Regions from separate parts of the Homo sapiens genome. Here region 2 is linked to region 1. Evidence: read pairs that join two places in POLR2A ChIA-PET (ENCODE). Cell type or tissue: PC-3. All regions are shown on one strand. Each heading gives the region's core, and the rest is flanking DNA. Links, peaks and the distances in the headings are about the cores only. Region 1 overlaps TBX3-AS1 (TBX3 antisense RNA 1). Region 2 overlaps TBX3 (T-box transcription factor 3).

Region 1 (5,375 bases), core at 266-5,265:
GGTCTCTCAAAGTGCTGGGATTACAGGCATGAAGCACTGTGCCCAGCCTCCTCCATGTCTTTCTTTCTTTTTTTTTTTTTTTTTTTTTTTTTTTTTTGAGACAGAGTCTTGCTCTGCCACCCAGGCTGGAATGCAGTGGCGCGATCTCAGCTCACTGCAGCCTCCGCCTTCCGGGTACAAGTGATTCTCCTGTCTCAGCCCCCCGAGCAGCTGGGAATATAGGTGCCCACCATCATGCCCGGCTAATTTTTGTATTTTTAGTAGAGACAGGGTTTTGCCATATTGGCCAGGCTGGTCTCGAACTCCTGACCTTAGGCGATCTGCCTGTCTCGTCCTCCCAAAGTGCTGGGATTACAGGCATGAGCCACTGCACCTGGCCCCTCCATGTTTTTCAAGTCTGCTCACATGATCCTTCTCATTAAGGCCTCTGCTGTCCATCCCATCCAAGATTGCAAACCTCTCCTTCCCCCTCCAAACTACCTTGCTCTTGTTCATTCTATTTTGATAGTGCATCTTGCCTTTTATTTTAGTTGATTTTTATTTTTTGTGGCGGGGCAGAGTCTCACTCTGCTGCCCAGGTGGAGTGCAGTGGCATGATCTCAGCTCACTTCAACCTCTGCCTCCTGGGTTCAAGAGATTCTTGTGCCTCAGCCTCCTGAGTAGCTGGGATTACAAGCTTGCACCACCATGCCTGGCTAATTTTTGTATTTTTAGGGGAGGCGGGGTTTCACCATGTTGGCCAGGCTGGTCTCAAACTCTTGGCCTCAAGTGATCCACCTGCCTCGGCCTCCCAAAGTGCTGGGATTACAGGCGTGGGCCACTGCGCCCGGCTACATCTTGCCTTTTAACAAGCCATGGAATTCCCTTACTTATGATGCTTGTGCTTGATTATATTTCTCTTTATAGTAAAATGTAAGCTCCATTAGTGTTTAAAAAGTATTTATCTTTATTTAAACATTTTAATCGATACATAATATTTGTATATATTTGTACAAATGTGTACAAATATTTATGGGGCACATGTGATATTTTGATACATCCATACAACATGTAATGATCAAGTCAGGGTATTTAGGCATGGGCATTTTTGTGGATTTTCAAAATAGTCATGGGACTGGGCATGGTGGCTCATATCTGTGATCCCAGCACTTCTGGAGACTGAGGTGGGAGAATTGCTTGAGCCCAGGAGTTTGAGACTAGCCTGGGCAACATAGAGAGACCTCACCTCTACTTAAAATTTAAAAATTAGCTGAGCATGGTGGTGCACACCTGTAGTCCCAGCTACTCGGGAGGCTGAGGTGGGAGGATCACTGGAGCCCAGGAGGTCGAGGCTGAGGTGAGTTGTAATCATACCACTGCCCCTCCAGACTGGATGACACAGCAAGACCCTGTCTCAATTAAAAACAAAAACAAAAAACAAAACTCCAACCCAAAACCAAATGAAAGACAAAACAGTCGTGGGTTAAATGAACACATCAACTTCCCACTCCAAGTTGAGAGCTCCTTTTATTACACCTAAAAGTTTTTCTGGACCAGGCATGGTGGCTCACATCTGAAATCCCAGTACTTTGGGAGGCTGGGGTGGACGGATCACTTGAGGTGATGAGTTCGAGACCAGCCTGGCCAACATGGTGAAACCCCACCTGTACTAAAAATACAAAATTAGCCTGGCATGGTGGTGCATGCCTGTAATCCCAGCTACTTGGGAGGCTGAGGCAGGAGAATCACTTGAATCTGGGAGGTGGAGGTTGCAGTGAGCTGAGATTGTGCCACTGCACTCTGGCCTGGGAGACAGAGTGAGACTCCGTCTCAAATAAAATTTTAAAAATGTTTTTCTGAACACGACTTCCTGTGTCTTTTGAATAGGGATGGATTACATTATCTCAGCCAACATCTCAGGCCTTCTCAGAAGGTCAAGCACAGTAATGGATGTAATAGCATCATGTCTAACAAAGTGTTAGGCCAGTGAACGTGAGGGTGCTGGCTGTTCTTCCTTTCCCTGATCCCAGGGCTGGGCACCTCCCTGCTTTGCCTCCTGTTTGTCTAATCAGTGTGTTCCCCTGGCTGGTTTTCATCTCCTTTTCCATAGCTTTCCCCTTCCCACGCCAGGGATGCCACGTGGCTGCTCCATCATTTATAGTGACGGCCAAATAATTGAATTGTTATTGGTTTGGAGCGGGGTGAGGGAGGGGGAGAGATTTTTGCTAAATTGTTTCACTTTAGATAATGTTCATCTCCTGCTCTGTTGTGATTTATTTCTGCTGTTGGCAGTCTTGCTTTCTGGAAATTAATTCTCTGATTGGAATGGAAAGGAAAGTTGGTGGTGGCAGGGTGTGTGGTGTGGGGATTCCTTTTGGACGTAAGATCTGGATGAAGAGCTGGTCTGAGTTTCTCTGGGAGTGGCTGGAGGGAGGAGAGAATTTGGGTGTTGAGAATCTCGGGGTGCCTAGTATGTGCTCCTCACTTTATTTGAGTGGCACATTGTATTATAATCTCTTGAATCCGGTGGGCCTTAGGCTCCGGTCATCTGCTGTTTATATGGGCACACTCACTTCCCAGATCTCCTCTGGAAGACCCTCATATCCACATTTTGCAGATGGGAAAATTGAGGCTCAGACTGATGCATGTCATTGTACCAGGTATCTACTGCTCTGTAACAAACCACCCCAAACTTAGTGGCCTAGGAACAACTGTTTTATTATGTTCACAGATTCTGTGGGTCAGGCATTTAGGAATGAAACAGTGGGAATAGCTTGTTTCTACTCTGTGATGTCTGGGCCTCAGGTGGGAAGACTTGAATGACTGGGCGTGTTTTGAATAGCTCAGAGCCTGAGCCATCTGAAGCCTCTTTTACTCATATGTCTGGAACTGAGGCTGGATGACTCAAAGGCAGGCCTCAGCTGGGACAGTTGATTGGAGGACCTCCACATGGCCTCTTCTTGCATCTTGGGATTCTTCAAGTCATGGTGACCAAATTCTAAGACGTTCTTGAGATTGAACACAAGAGAACATGTGTTCTGGGAGAACCAAGTGGAAGCTGAATGGTCTTTTTCGACCTGGCCTTAGAGTCAGGCAGCATCACTTGCTAGAGCAGAATGCAGGCCTAAAATCTGACCAGAGAATTCAGTGGAGACAGAGAGCAAGAGCACGTCTGGAGAAAAGTGCCCCACTCCCCAACCCTGCCAGAGGATGCTTATTGAAGAGGCCACACCATGGGTTCCGAAACAAGGTCACTCAGTAAAAAAGGTCTATTGGTTATATGTGTGTGTGTGTGTGTGTGTGTGTGTGTGTGTGTATACACAGTTATATGCATGTGTGTATTTTATATATATATATATTTTTTTTTCTTTTTCCTTTTTTTTCTGCAGGGAAAATCCCAACTCTGGCCTTAAATAATAAAGACTTTTTGTTGTAATCCCAGCACTTTGGGAGGCTGAGGCAGGTAGATCAGTTGAGGTCAGGAGTTTGAGACCGGCCTGGCCAACATAGTGAAACTCCGTCTCTACTAAAAATACAAAAATTAGGCCAGGAGCAGTGGCTCACACCTGTAATCCCAGCACTTTGGGAGGCCGAGGCAGGTGGATCACTTGAGGCGAGGAGTTCAAGACCAGCCTGGCCAGCATAGCAAAACTCCGTCTCTACTAAAAATACAAAAATTAGCCGGGTGTGGTGGCGCGTGCCTATAGTCCCAGCTACTCAGGAGGCTGAGGCAGGAGAATTGATTGAACCCGGGAGATGGAGGTTGCAGTGAGCTGAGATTGTGCCACTGCACTCCACCCTGGGCAACAGAGTGAGACCCTGTCTCAAAGAAGAAAAGCAAATTTAGCCGGCTGTGGTGGCATGAGCCTGTCATCCCTGCTACTTGGGAAGCTGAGGTGGGAGAATCACTTGAAGCTGGGAGGCAGAGGTTGCAGTGAGCCAAGATTGTGCTATTGCACTCCATCTTCAGCCAAAAAAAAAAAAAAGATTGTTTTTTTCATAACTAGAACTCCAGAAGTAAGGAAAGCTAGTTAATTTGATGGTTCAAAAAGTCATCAAGAGCTGGGCACAGTGGCTCACATCTGTAATCCCAGCACTTTGGGAGGCTGAGGCAGGTGGATCACCTGAGGTCAGGAGTTTGAGACCAGCTTGGGCAACATGGTGAAACCCTGTCTCCACTAAAAATACAAAAATTAGCTGGGCGTGGTGGCACACGCCTGTGGTCCCAGCTACTCAGCAGGCTGAGGCAGGAGAGTCGCTTGAACCCGGGAGGTGGAGGTTGCATTGAGCCGAGATCATGCCATTGCATTCCAGCCTGGGTGGCAGAGTGAGACTCTGTCTCAAAATAATAATAATAATAATAATAATAATAATAATAATAATAATAATTTTAAAAAAAGAAGAGGAAAAAGAGAGAAGTCACCCATCCAAAGTGGCTTGGCTAGTAAGTGGCAGAATCAGATTCGAACCAAGGCAGTCTGTCTGCAGTGCCCTCTCATGAAAGCACTGTGCTACACTTCTCTCTTTTGAGATGGGGTATAGGAAAAAGAGAGAGAGAGAGAAACCAAACACACACCCCTTTAAGCAGAGAGAAAGGGAATCCGATGTGGCTGAGCATAGGGTTGGCCCCGACAGTCATCTCTTACAGATAGATATATTGACTAAGCTCAGAAAGCCTACATGGTAAGTCCAAGGTCCCAGGAAGTTAAGTGGCAGAACCAGGATTTATATCCAGATTCAGATCACTGGGCTTTTCCCAACTTTTTTTTTTTTTTTTTGAGATGGAGTCTCGCTCTGTCACCTAGGCTGGAGTGCAGTGGCGTGATCTCGGTTCACTGCAACCTCCGCCTCCCAGGTTCAAGCAATTCTCTGCCTCAACCTCCTGAGTAGCTGGGATTACAGGCGCCCACCACCACACCCAGCTACTTTTTTGTATTTTTAGTAGAGATGGGGTCTCACTGTGTTAGCCAGGATGGTCTTGAACTCCTGACCTCGTGATCCACCCACCTCGGACTCCCAAAGTGCTGGGATTACAGGCGTGAGCCACCGTGCCCGGCTTCCCAACATTTTTATCCTGTTCACCTTACCTCCCATCATTATCTCAACTTTTAAAATTTGTTTAATTTTAAACTGAAATGAACAGGGGAAAGTATCTGCCAGGGGAGAGAGGTACAGAATGAATGGGATTGGTACTGAGTTGCTGCTGGTAACCCATGGAGGAAGAAGGCAGGATGCAGGATCTGATGTTTAATGGATTCTTCGAGTCTGATGACAGCAGCTTCATTCCAGGCTTAAGTGCATCTAGCCACGGGCTCCTAGTTGGTTGGACCAGAGAGGGGCAGAGCCAGAGGCCTCATGGATGGGGCCTGACTGGGTTCTAGGGAGAGGTGCAGGTT
Region 2 (5,375 bases), core at 248-5,247, 55 kb before region 1:
GGTGGTGAGCAGACTGCTGCCGTCCGGGACCGGCACCGGGATGGAGTAGGGGCTGTAGCGCAGCCGCGGGCGCATGGTGTTCAGATTGAGGAAGGGGTGGCGGTGCACCGAGCTGGAGGCTGCCGCAGAGGAGGCGGCCGCCGCTGCGGCCATGTACGTGTAGGGGTAAGGGAACAGGCTTCCGAAAGGGGACATGGCCAGGCCCTGGGGTGAGAAAAGAGACACACAGCGAGTCAGCCGGGTGGGAGGAGCTTATCTCATCCCTCTCCTCTCTTCTCCCCCTCCAACATTGGGCAAGCCATGAATCCCTGGTATGTTCTGTTGTTGTTGTTGTTGTGTTTTTTTTTTTGGGGGGGGAGATAGGTGGGGGCAGGAGAGAAGTCAACACTCAGAAATCTCTAGGTACAAATCTTAGCTGTGTCACCCTAGGCCAAGAGACTTTGATTAACTTGTGCCTCAGCTTCCTTATAGGAAGAAAAAACAGGGAAATCATAAGTAATTCATATACTTATTGAGGACTTTGTAGATATTAAATGAGTGAAAGCCTGCAATATGCTGCACACAGTGTGTGCAGCCCCCAGGAAATCTCCTTGCACCTGTTAAATGGGGATACAGATTCAGTTTACCCCACAGAGGTAACCAAGGGGAAGCCGGAGGACATAAATTAGTAGGAATAATTTTTTAAATCTTTCTTCTTCCCCAACCCCCATCCTCCCACCCCAATCCTAGAAGTTTCTCCAAACAAAACAAAACAAAACAAAAAAAACAGACAGTGAAGATCTTAAGCAAAAGGAAACTGGGGCTGGGGGAGGGAAAAAGGGCATTTGTTATAAACAGAGACAAAGAAATCGTCCAGCATGATTCACTGGTGTTCCAGGTGAGAAGCCGAGGTAGGCCGCAGGAGTTCAGGAGTGCACTAAGCTGGGAATTGGCAGAAGCAGCATTTAAGATGCAGGCACCCTGGCCTGGGCCAGTTCTCTGCATCATGCCTTGAGGTGCCCTTAAGGTTTTGTCTGTTCAGGTAGTCCTTGGTGTACCAACCACCTGCCCACCTAGGACAGGGTCTCCCGGAGAAGCCAGCAGAGGAGATGGGAGGAATTGAGAAATGCCAGAAGCCAAGCCTTTCCTCAGCTCCCTCCTCCCTGGAGTGGGGAGGCCAATCTGGTTTCTTGGCGCAGGGAAGGGAGACCAGACGAATGTGCTCAGACAAAACAAAAGGCAACAGCATGCAAAACCTCATAGAACCTTTTCATCGAGTTCAGGGTGTTTCCAGCCGCCTGAGACCTCCCCCCAGCACAGCTGTCTGAGCCACACACAGGCCTCCAGGCCTGCCCCAGTCCCTGCTTATCCCTGTCCTCTGACATTTCCCACGTGTGCACAAACCATTAACCCTTCGAGGAATAGGCTGGCCTGCTTGGGGTTGGGGGTGGGGAGAAGAGCTTCGAACTGGGAGGAAAGGCTGGAGGAATCAAGACTGAACTCCTACTCAGGAAGTAGTCACTTCCCCTCCCCAGGCCTAGAGTCCCATTCCTGGGGAAGGGTTGGCTATGAGACACTTAAGAGACATGTCAGCTCTGAAGCTAAAATCAGAAACCCTCAAAGAGGCCCTGGAGTCAGATAGCCTGGGGTTGAGTCTCAGCTCCACCATGTACCCGCTGTGTGACCTTGGACAAGTCACTCAACATCTCTGGGCGTCTTCGCCTTCATCTGTAAAGTGGAGGTGATAATAGTACCCCTGAAGGGTTAGGTCAAATGAGTCAATACAGAGCAAGCACTTAGAAGAATGCCTGAAAGTAAGTGCTGTGTCCAGCTGTTATCTTTGTTACTACCTATCTACTCTGCTGGAAACAGCCTTTAACTTCGGAAAAATTTTAAAGATTTTTGGGGTGAATGGGGAGAATGAAGTCATAATAACTCCATGAGCTAAGCCTTGAACCCGGTAATGGCTCAGTAAAAATTATTACAGCTACTAGGCCAAAGGGATCGGGTGAGGGTCTGCTGGCAAAGGACAGGGAAACTGGACGAAAGGTGGAAAGACTGGTGGAGGCAGGAAGAAGGATCCATACCTGAGAGGCCAGGACGTGCTGCTGGAGGTGGAAGGGCAGGGTGGCCGCGGACGCCCCGGACAGTCCCTGCGCCGCAGCGGCAGAGGCCATGGCCGTGGAATCCAGGCCCGAGACACCGGTGGAGGCCCCAGAAACCGTGGCCAGGAGGGGACCCATGCCAGCGGCCGCCATGCTGGAGAAGGCGCCCCCCATGGCAAACTGGCTGGGGTGCAGGAAGAGCGGGTGCCCGTTGAAGAACTGTTGGCCCGCCAGGCCCGGGGCGAAGCCGAGGCCAGGCAGGGGGCCCTGGGCCAGGTGCGCGGCGGCCGCGTCCGTCTGCACCGTGAGCGGCGCGAAGGCCTCCTTGCCCGGGAGCGCGCGCGCCTCTTCCACCTTGGCCGGCGCTGTGCCCTCGCGAACCGGGCTCCTGCGCTCCTCCGCGCCCAGGCCGCGAGTGCTGGACGAGATGGTGGCGGGGCTATGGCGTGAGTCGGGCGACGCTTTGTCCAGCCGCCCGCTGTCCCGGGGCCGCTCAGCAGCGAAAAGGTGAGCCTTGACCGCGGGGCTGCCCTTGTCACGGCAGGGCTCCTCCGACGTGGTGGTGGAGATCTTGGCCGCGTCGCAGGCCTCGGGGCCATGCTCCTCTTTGCTCTCGGCCTCGGCGTCGCTCTCACCCTCGCTGGGACATAAATCTACCACAGGCGAAGGAAAAAACCAAGGCAGAAGGGCGTTATCTCCAGTATGAGCCAACGGAACTCCAGTTCCCAAGTTGGAATCCCAGCTCGTGGCTTAGTGGCTGTGTAATCCCGGGGAAAGCCCCTTAGCCTCTCTGCACCTCAGTGTTGTCATCTGCAAAATGGGGATAATCGTGCCCAACAACATTGCTGGAAAATTCAATAAGCGATTATGAATTTAAAGTATTTACCCAGAGTTTAAACTTTCCCTTAGATGGACAATCCCCTAATCAGTAGCTCTTCTTATTTTAATGAATTTTACTTCTTTTTTTGAGTTCCTACAGTGGCAGATTTCACATGCATCTCCCCATTCGATTGCAAATTAACTTTTTAAAAGTAAAAAGTAACATTAAAACTCACAGCTGGAACATATTCTAATTACTATCAAAAAATCAGTGAATGACAGAGAGCAGCACCTTCCACAAATTTGTGAATTACTCTGGAAGGATTTGTTTGGCAAGAACCCTGACATCTGAATTGATAATGGCAGAACGGACACCTGTCCTTCAACACCAGTACTCAGTTGAACCGTTTGTATTTGCCCCAGTCCCTGCAGAGAGAGATGAGTGTCGGACAGATGGCTCACAGCCCGGGGACGATCATAGATTCTTTTTTCGCTTTTACCACACCCTCTGTGGGTGTTCCACCAGAAGAAAAGAAAAAGGGATCCTATTTTATGTTTAAAGCTTAAATGGATTGAAGACATAAAGGACTTGCATTTTATTTCACTAAAAAACAGGTTTCTTCCCGTTGAGAGTGTGTGTGTGTGTGTGTGTGTGTGTGTGTGTGTGTGTGTGTCTTTCCAAATAAATACTGCTTGCTCTTTAAACACAGGTAACTGAGGGGGGATTTGAGCCATCTTGTCCACTCCTCACCCACCTCCCCCAGCTCTACCCCCACCGCAGATCCCCAGTGCTCCACCTCCTCTCCCAGGTCAATTGTTGCTTTATAGCTGGATGTTTTCTAGGCCACCTTCTCGGTTCCAGGTGGCAGAGTCCCTTGCTTCCCCCCCACCCAGTCCAACACATTGTAACCTAGAGTTCAAAGACAGTGAAAAGTCAGCAGTTGGAGCCTCTGTTGGTTGGAGAGAATGGGAGGAGAAAGAAACAGAGACAGAGAGAAAAGAGAGAAGCGCTTCAAGCAAGTTTTCAAAGCTGCTTGCCAAGAGGTAGTATGCAAACAGACACCCACCTCCCCTCCCCACCAGCCAAATAAGGATCTGGGAGAAAGGCCTCTGTGCTCTCCTTCTACTGCCTTAGCGGGGAAGGGGAGACACACCTGATAGCCCTTTTTGAACTCTGGCTTCTGTTTAAGGATGTTTAGAAGGCTTCTAGCTTTTAAAGGGCAAGTGCCCTGGTTGGTGCCCCATCCCCCTTCAACTCTTCCAGGCCACGAGGGACTGGAGTCCAGTGATCACAAAGGTGACATGGTTTACCTTTGAGGTTCGATGTCCCTACAGTGGAGGCGGCTGGAGAAGAAGCCTGGGCGAAGCAGTTGAAAGCTGCTTGTTCACTGGAGGACTCATCAGAGGTCCCATTCTCCTTTTTGTGTCTTTCATCAAACACCCTCATGGACTGCAGGGTGAGCTGTTTTCTGTGGCAGAAGCCCACACCCAGGTTACAGAATGTAACATACATTTCCCCTCTTTGTTTCCCTTACCCTTTCCAAAGCGGCACACACATACCTCACACCCTGCCTGCTGCCCAGGGACAACGCTAATTCACTGAAATCTGCTTGCCCCAGGGCAGCCACATAGACCCAAGCTTTGTCCTTGACCCTCTAACTGGGCTGAAGAGTGTGGCAGAGGGTTAGGGAGAAAGGAAGGAGGCTTCAGTTGCATTTATTCAAGATGGGGTTTCATTAGGAAAAGGCATTTGCTTGGGCTGTGAAATTTTATTTAAAAGCAGGAGAAGAGGCTGGATCTAGTCAGAGACAGCTGGACTGCCAGCCTTATATAGGGAGAACCGGGTGTCCAATCCTGCAAACACAACGCTGTCTGTCCCCAGCATACCCAAATTTTGGATGGTGGCTAAGATTGGGAGGAAGTGGTTATTTCATGCTGCACTTTACTGTAATCGTTTTACTAACAAATTAATTGGAATAAAAATATATTTAGCTGTTAGCAATTATTTTTTAATGCCCGCCCCAAGGGGATAGGTTAAAAATTTGGGGGTGATTTTCTGGATTTTAGAAATTCTTTGAAAGGGGGTGGGGGAGGGGAGACCCTCTTTCATATACTCTCCAGCTGTCTACGTAATGCAAAATGATACATGTCCCCACGAAGGAGGGAGAGAGCCATACATCTTTCCGAAGTCCCCAGCTCTGTCTGATGGTATTTGGAAGACAGGATTGCAAAAATTCCCAAGTATTTTCTCAATGGCATGGTTCTTTCTGGGACCTGCCTAGGATGAACTTAAATTAATTAGGAATTAATAGGCATCCCTGTATAATCTATTATCCCTGATGCTTCTCTTCCAGAGATAAGTATGGTGTAGCCTAGTTAATTTCCTTAAAGGTAAGGAGGTAGGAAAAGTACTTGTCCTGGGTATACTGATAGCGGCAAGCATGTAGCAGTGGGGAAAGTGAATGATTTCCA

Evidence for each region. ChIA-PET counts read pairs that join two places held together with the same protein. Peaks named below come from ENCODE experiments on the same cell type or tissue, not always from the same donor. Only the 100,000 strongest peaks of a DNase experiment are listed, where the experiment ranks them.
Region 2: POLR2A ChIA-PET joins it to region 1 with 8 read pairs; 11 of 35 experiments call an interaction of 5 or more read pairs at or near these places.

What each region holds. Positions count from the first base shown.
Region 1 is chr12:114,727,041-114,732,415 of GRCh38, forward strand. The region is part of intron 1 of TBX3-AS1 (TBX3 antisense RNA 1); the gene reads left to right. Among named protein-coding and RNA genes, the nearest start is that of TBX3, 46 kb to the left of the region's middle. In PC-3, for the core only: no CTCF peak of the experiment used is centred there; a DNase peak (open chromatin) is centred at 2,851.
Region 2 is chr12:114,672,099-114,677,473 of GRCh38, forward strand. TBX3 (T-box transcription factor 3) reads right to left here. Exons shown (of 7, transcript NM_005996.4): 5 at 4,215-4,372; 6 at 2,067-2,737; 7 at 1-204. Among named protein-coding and RNA genes, the nearest start is that of TBX3-AS1, 7.5 kb to the right of the region's middle. RefSeq lists enhancers at 1-533, 3,634-4,135. In PC-3, for the core only: CTCF peaks have their summits at 4,375 and 4,575; DNase peaks (open chromatin) are centred at 893, 1,533, 3,353 and 4,103; H3K4me3 peaks cover 5,000 bases; H3K27ac peaks cover 5,000 bases.